2 separate regions of the Mus musculus genome follow, and region 1 is linked to region 2. The links are chromatin contacts, found by Hi-C or POLR2A ChIA-PET in ENCODE. All regions are on one chromosome and are shown on one strand. The core of a region is the stretch at or near the end of the contact, and the rest is flanking DNA. Distances in the headings are between cores, read along the strand shown.

The links. Hi-C counts contacts between places; a loop is a spot of excess contacts on that map. ChIA-PET counts read pairs that join two places held with the same protein, here RNA polymerase II (POLR2A).
Region 1: a map of left cerebral cortex shows a loop between it and region 2 (1.9-fold over the local background). The contact joins two enhancer-like sites. A Hi-C loop is called at or near these places in 2 of 37 maps with a recorded cell type or tissue (heart and left cerebral cortex). POLR2A ChIA-PET finds 5 or more read pairs at or near these places in 4 of 5 experiments (Patski and embryonic stem cell).

Annotation. Positions count from the first base shown.
Region 1 is chr3:102,187,730-102,190,429 of GRCm38, forward strand. Vangl1 (VANGL planar cell polarity 1) reads right to left here. Exons shown (of 8, transcript NM_177545.5): 3 at 1,680-1,818. Among named protein-coding and RNA genes, the nearest start is that of Gm16160, 15 kb to the right of the region's middle. Within about 2 kb of position 1,387, at least 1 of the 3 ENCODE cell types and tissues checked has a DNase peak (open chromatin) inside an H3K27ac peak, as active enhancers do; it is heart, where a contact is called at or near this core.
Region 2 is chr3:102,145,957-102,148,656 of GRCm38, forward strand. Casq2 (calsequestrin 2) reads left to right here. Exons shown (of 11, transcript NM_009814.4): 11 at 1-558. Among named protein-coding and RNA genes, the nearest start is that of Gm16160, 57 kb to the right of the region's middle. Within about 2 kb of position 1,380, at least 1 of the 3 ENCODE cell types and tissues checked has a DNase peak (open chromatin) inside an H3K27ac peak, as active enhancers do; it is heart, where a contact is called at or near this core.

The DNA.
Region 1 (2,700 bases), core at 137-2,636, 42 kb after region 2:
CAAATTTGAGGTCTTCAGGGGTTGGGGAGGGTGGGAAATGCATCTGAACTTGATGAGTCTCATCCCTTAGAGTCTCAGAAGCTGGGGACAACAAAAGTTTAATTACCAAGTTGACAGAGCTGCTGAAACACACAACCTCCCAAGGCTTCCTCATCACACCATCCTGCTGTAAGCAGCAACAGCTTCCCAGGGGACTCAGGGGACAAAGAAAGAAATGCTTTTCACAGTGGGTTACTAGCACCCCCGAATACACTTCTAGGAGGAAACTGACCTGTGAAGCTTTTAAGAATGATCCAGTCCTAAGACTGACCACATCCATCCCCCATCCATCCATCCATCCATCCATCCATCTATCCATCCATCTGCCTTCCTAGAACCAAAGCAAGCAGCGCGACGACATTAGAGGAATTTGCTCACCACTGAACAAACCCCACATTCAGTGCAGAAGCACAGCTATGAGTCTCAGTGGCATCTGTATCCTTGGAGGGACTGTAGTTCAGTCTTCCTAACTGATTACAAATGCCTCTCTGTGGGTTCCTACAGGTGTGCATGGATACATGCTTATCTCTGTTCCTGTATCTTTATAGCTGTGTATTCCTTCATTGCTTTGTTTATATGAGGCAAGGCTGGGCATGTAACATTTCAGGAGATGGAGGTTGGGGGGCAGTGCAAACATACTTCTGAGTCTAGCTCACACATTTATTTAAATCAACGAGGCTGCCAAACAGTTGGGACTCGAAGGCAATCCCACACAACTTTCTTTTATTTTTTAAGTAATAAAGTGTTGATATTTTAAAACTGATTGACTCCGCTTGAAGTCCTAATGCTAATATTACTAAAACATGCAAGGCCTGGCAACCCCAAATTCCTACAGTCCTGAGTGGCTGCAGGCTGGACCACAGTCCTGAGTGGCTGCAGGCTGGACCACAGAAGCTGCTGGATCTTGACAGAGGAAATCCAGTCTCCAGATCTGTCCAGTCCCAACCTGTGTACCCCAAAGACCACCGCTACTAACTCCAAAGTTTGCTGGACTCCTTTCTGCCCCATCTTTGACTCAGTATTATCACAGTCACCAGATTTCCATGCTTGCCATCTGAATGCCAAGCCCTTGATTTCTCTCTTATACCGAGTCCTGGGCTGGCTCTTGGAGTCATTGTTAAGCACTCCCTGATGGTGCATTTTTTGTTTTGTTTTTGTTGGTTTTTTTTGGTTCAGTGGTTTTTTTGTTTTGTTTTTGTTTTGGGTTTTTTTGTTTTGTTTTTGTTGTGGTTTTTTTTGTTTTATTTTGTTTGTTTTGTTTTGTTTTGGTTGTTTGTTGTTGAGGGAGTTTCCGGCCCTCTCCAGTCCTGCTCCATTTTGGAATTAGTCTCCAGGGACTCTTGCCTGTAACTTTTCCCTTTTCTGACCTGTCATCAGTCAAGCTGGCTTCTTTCCAACACCATTCAAAGGAGGCTAACCAATCACAGGGCAGAAAGGATCGCCCCACTCCCTAGCTCTTCAAGGGTAGGACGTGTTGTGCTTAGACCAACAAGAAAGCCAGGGAAATAGATAAACTCATTAAAATGCTAGAAAAACGAAGATTAAAAACCCAAGAGAACTTAGTGCAACAAGACAGGAACACGCAGGCGGGAGCCCAGGCTGAGTGGCAGTTGGCTGACAGCAGCGCCTTTGAGCCTTACCTGAACTTCCTCTGCGCCTGTGCGGGCAGAGTCATTTGCCAGCAGGGGCTCTCCAGCAGGAGCCTGGATGGTGACAGACTTTTCTGACCCTCTGCCATCTTTATTCCTTGGTGATTTGTGTCTTTCTCTTGTTCTTTCCCTGGGGGGAAATAATCCAATAATCAGACACCAAAACTCATGCCAGGTTAGTTACTCTCTAGCTCACCCCTCACACCGCATCCATGCCTACCCATCCCCACAGCCTGCCAGGAGTAAGAGTGTCTTAAATTTCCCAACTATTTTCAAAACAAAGACTGCCACTCCTCCACCAACAACGGTCACATTTTTCAGAGCCTTGTTTTAGAAAGCCTTGCTTTAAAGCCTTGCTTTAGAAATTATTACACATTTCACTGTAATAATTACTCAGTTGATTTGGTTATCATTTGCCTAAACTAATTCGTGTTTTACTGGACAAACACTATACTGTATCATATCTAAACTTCAATCTGAAAAAAAGAAAGAAGGGAAAGAAAAAAAAATCTGGGACATGATATCGCTCTACAGTTTGGGACGAGAAGAGAAGAAAGGAAAACCAAAGCCGGGACAGAGAATCCTGTACTTGTCTTTCTTACAAATTCAACATGAAAAGCCACTCTGTGGGTTTTGACTGTGTTCAAAGACACCCATAGAAACAAAGAAGGTGAAACAAAACATTCCCGGGGGTGTGCTTGTCCCAGGCCACCTAAGAGAAGCAGGCTCTCTGTACTCTCTCTGTACCAGAGGAACTTCGTGGGTGGTCTTCCTCCAGAGACAGTGGGAGGACACCCTGCTGCTGAGTCTTAAAACTACAAAAGGCACCAGCCACAGTGGCCGAGCCCTAGAGGTCACAAGCTGGTCAATAAGCAGTAAAGGAGAGGGGCACCAAGGCAGCCCTGCAGTGGCCAAAGCCAGTGTGTCTCCTTGGCGACCTGACATCAGCTTTCCCCATTCCTACTTGTCCTCATGCCCAAGGTTTCCCATTTTGTGTGCAAAGTCAGACAGT
Region 2 (2,700 bases), core at 130-2,629:
ATTGCCATCATTTCTGGAATATTAGGATGATGAGTGGGGGTCATCTAGCTCTATGAACATCCCATTAATTGCCAAGCCTCATATATTCACCAGTGGTAAGAGAGGCTGAAGGATAAAAGGCTTTTCATTTTTCTGATGGAGACCGTTTAGGTCTCTGAATGGGTCTGCTGGCTGCCCAGAGTGAGCTGGGAACTGAATGCACCCTCTCTGTCCCCGCTAGTGAGCTGTCCCATTCTGAGTTAAAATCGCTTTATCCACTGGTCAATTAACTCTCCCCATTCATCAGCACTCCCACAGTTGACCAGGGCAGCGACCATTAAGAGTTCACGATGCCCTGAGGCACCAAGGAAAAAAAAAGAAAAGAAAAGAATCCCCAAGTGCCTTTTGAATTGTCTGAAAGTAACAGTGTGCTTGGTAGTGTTAGTTGCTAAGTGTCCTAACTTATTTTTGAAATCTGTTAACATGGAGAAGACTCTGTGTGGTGTTGTTTTTGAAACTGGGGCAGTCCTTTTATGGAATAGTAATAAACTAATGGACATTAGACTCATGTTTTGAAAAGATCGAGGCTATCTTGATGATCCTACCCCGGTCTTTGGGGGTTTGTTCAGTTTTGCCTGGCTGGATCCAGTTCTACCTCTCTGCACCTCTGGCTGCCCTTCTAGGTTTAGTATTTCACTGTGTCTCTCCCCACTATCCATGTCTCCAGGCATGAGCATCCACACCCATCAACCACTACCCGAGTGTTAACGACCTCCACTGTGGGTCTCTACCCTTCATCTTTGACCTTGGTGTTTGATCCACTTGGATTCAAGCTGCAAACTTCAAATTCAACACAACAAAGCCTTTATCCATTCTCCTTCCCCTCGACGCTTGTCCTTTCCATGAAGCCCCAGCCTGGATGATTGCTATTACTGTCTATGCCATTGTCTAGGTGCCTGGAAGTGCCTTGCTCACTTCTGCTCCCACGGCACTGGGTGCACACTCGTGGTCACAGCACTCATCATTGAATTGATAAAACTCACTGCATGGCCATCCTTTCACTAAATACAGGCTTTAAGGGACAAGGCGTTTACTTATCTTTGTATTCCAAGCACTTCGCTCATCACAAAGCAGAGCTTAGTTATTGAATCAATCGGTGAACAACGGGTCAGCCAAAGCAGCTGCCATTGCCTCGCTGTGCTGGGCAGTGGAGTTTACAGGGCACATAAGGTGCCTCACGCTGTGTTAGGTAACAAAATAATTGAGAGAAACAACTGAAAAGAGGGGATTTTACTTCAGCTTACAATATCATTGGTTTTAGCTTAAGGTCTGATGCCTCCACAGCCTGCAGCTGGAGCTATGGCAGAAGGGAACCATGGGAGCAGCTGCTGGCCTCACTGCAGTCAGGAATCACAGAGAACAAGGGAGGGATCGGGATTCCAAACTATCCCTTAGTGTCCCTCCCTCCAGTGACCTACTTTCTAGTCTCCTGAGAGTCCACACAGTTGTGAACTCAGAACAAGCCAAGATGAGGTTAGTCACGTCACGATCTGGTCACCTCTAAAGCCCCACCTCTAAATATAGCTGCATCGGGGATCAAGTTTTCAATACATAATAAGTCTTGGAAGATACTCACATTCATATCACAGCAGAATGCTTCAGTCTGGGTGGGTTATTCAGTAAAAATCTGCCTTTCACAGTTTAGTCTAATGCCAATGTGCCAATTGTGTTGGTTCCTGCTCAGGGCTTTTTTGGTGGCTTTTCATTCTGTTTGCATATGGCAGACAGACAGACAGACAGATAACTGATAGAGATAGATGATGATGAAGATAGATATATAGTAGTAAATAGGTAATTCTCTTCTGAAAGGATGCCTGTCCTGTCAAATTAAAGTCTTGCTACTATGACTTCATTTCACTGTAATTATCATCTGAAAGGGCCTTGTGTTCAAATGCATGATTTTGGGGATGCATAATTCAGTCTATAAAGCAGGGCCTCAATATAATTTTCTCCCCTCACAAAACTAAGCAGGCTGTGCTGTGTTCCACCCACCCAAGCCCAGCCAAAGCTCAAGCAAACTCTTAGGGAAGTGATTGTCCTTCGAGGTCTCAATGCCAAAACTTTCAAGTAGCCAAGGAGTTGAGGGATGTGGTCCATTGCAAAAGTGGTCTGTTTCTCAGCCCAGGAAGATCTGCTATTCTCAGAGGCCTAGAAATATGTGTGAAGCTGAAACTATGCTCTGATGTTCCTGCATTAGGATCTCTGGGAGTCCATCTGGTTCTGCCTGGACGGTGCTGTGTAGTCAGTACTGAGCCCTCTAAGCTGATATGGGTTGAGCACTTTCTTGCATGCCTGGAGTACAATGCTAAATGCCTTCCATGTTATCACAGCTAATTCTTACAGCAGATTAGAAGATTCGTCTGGTTACTGTCCTTAATAAAGAGAGGCAGAGAGAGCTCAAGCAACTTCTCAGCATTACACAAACACTCTGAAGGGTCACAGATAACCCTTCATTTTATACTTAAAAGGATTTGCATTAAGAACCCAAACACTGCATTCTTTTTCCCTCAGAGCATGTCTGAGGACAGACTCAAGTGAATTTCCAATAACTCTTTTTATTGCTTGAACCCATTTATCTTCCCATTCTGAGTTCATAATCAACTCAAACAGAACTAAAAGTGTGGGCTAATTAAAAAACACAAGATCTGCTATCCTGTTAAA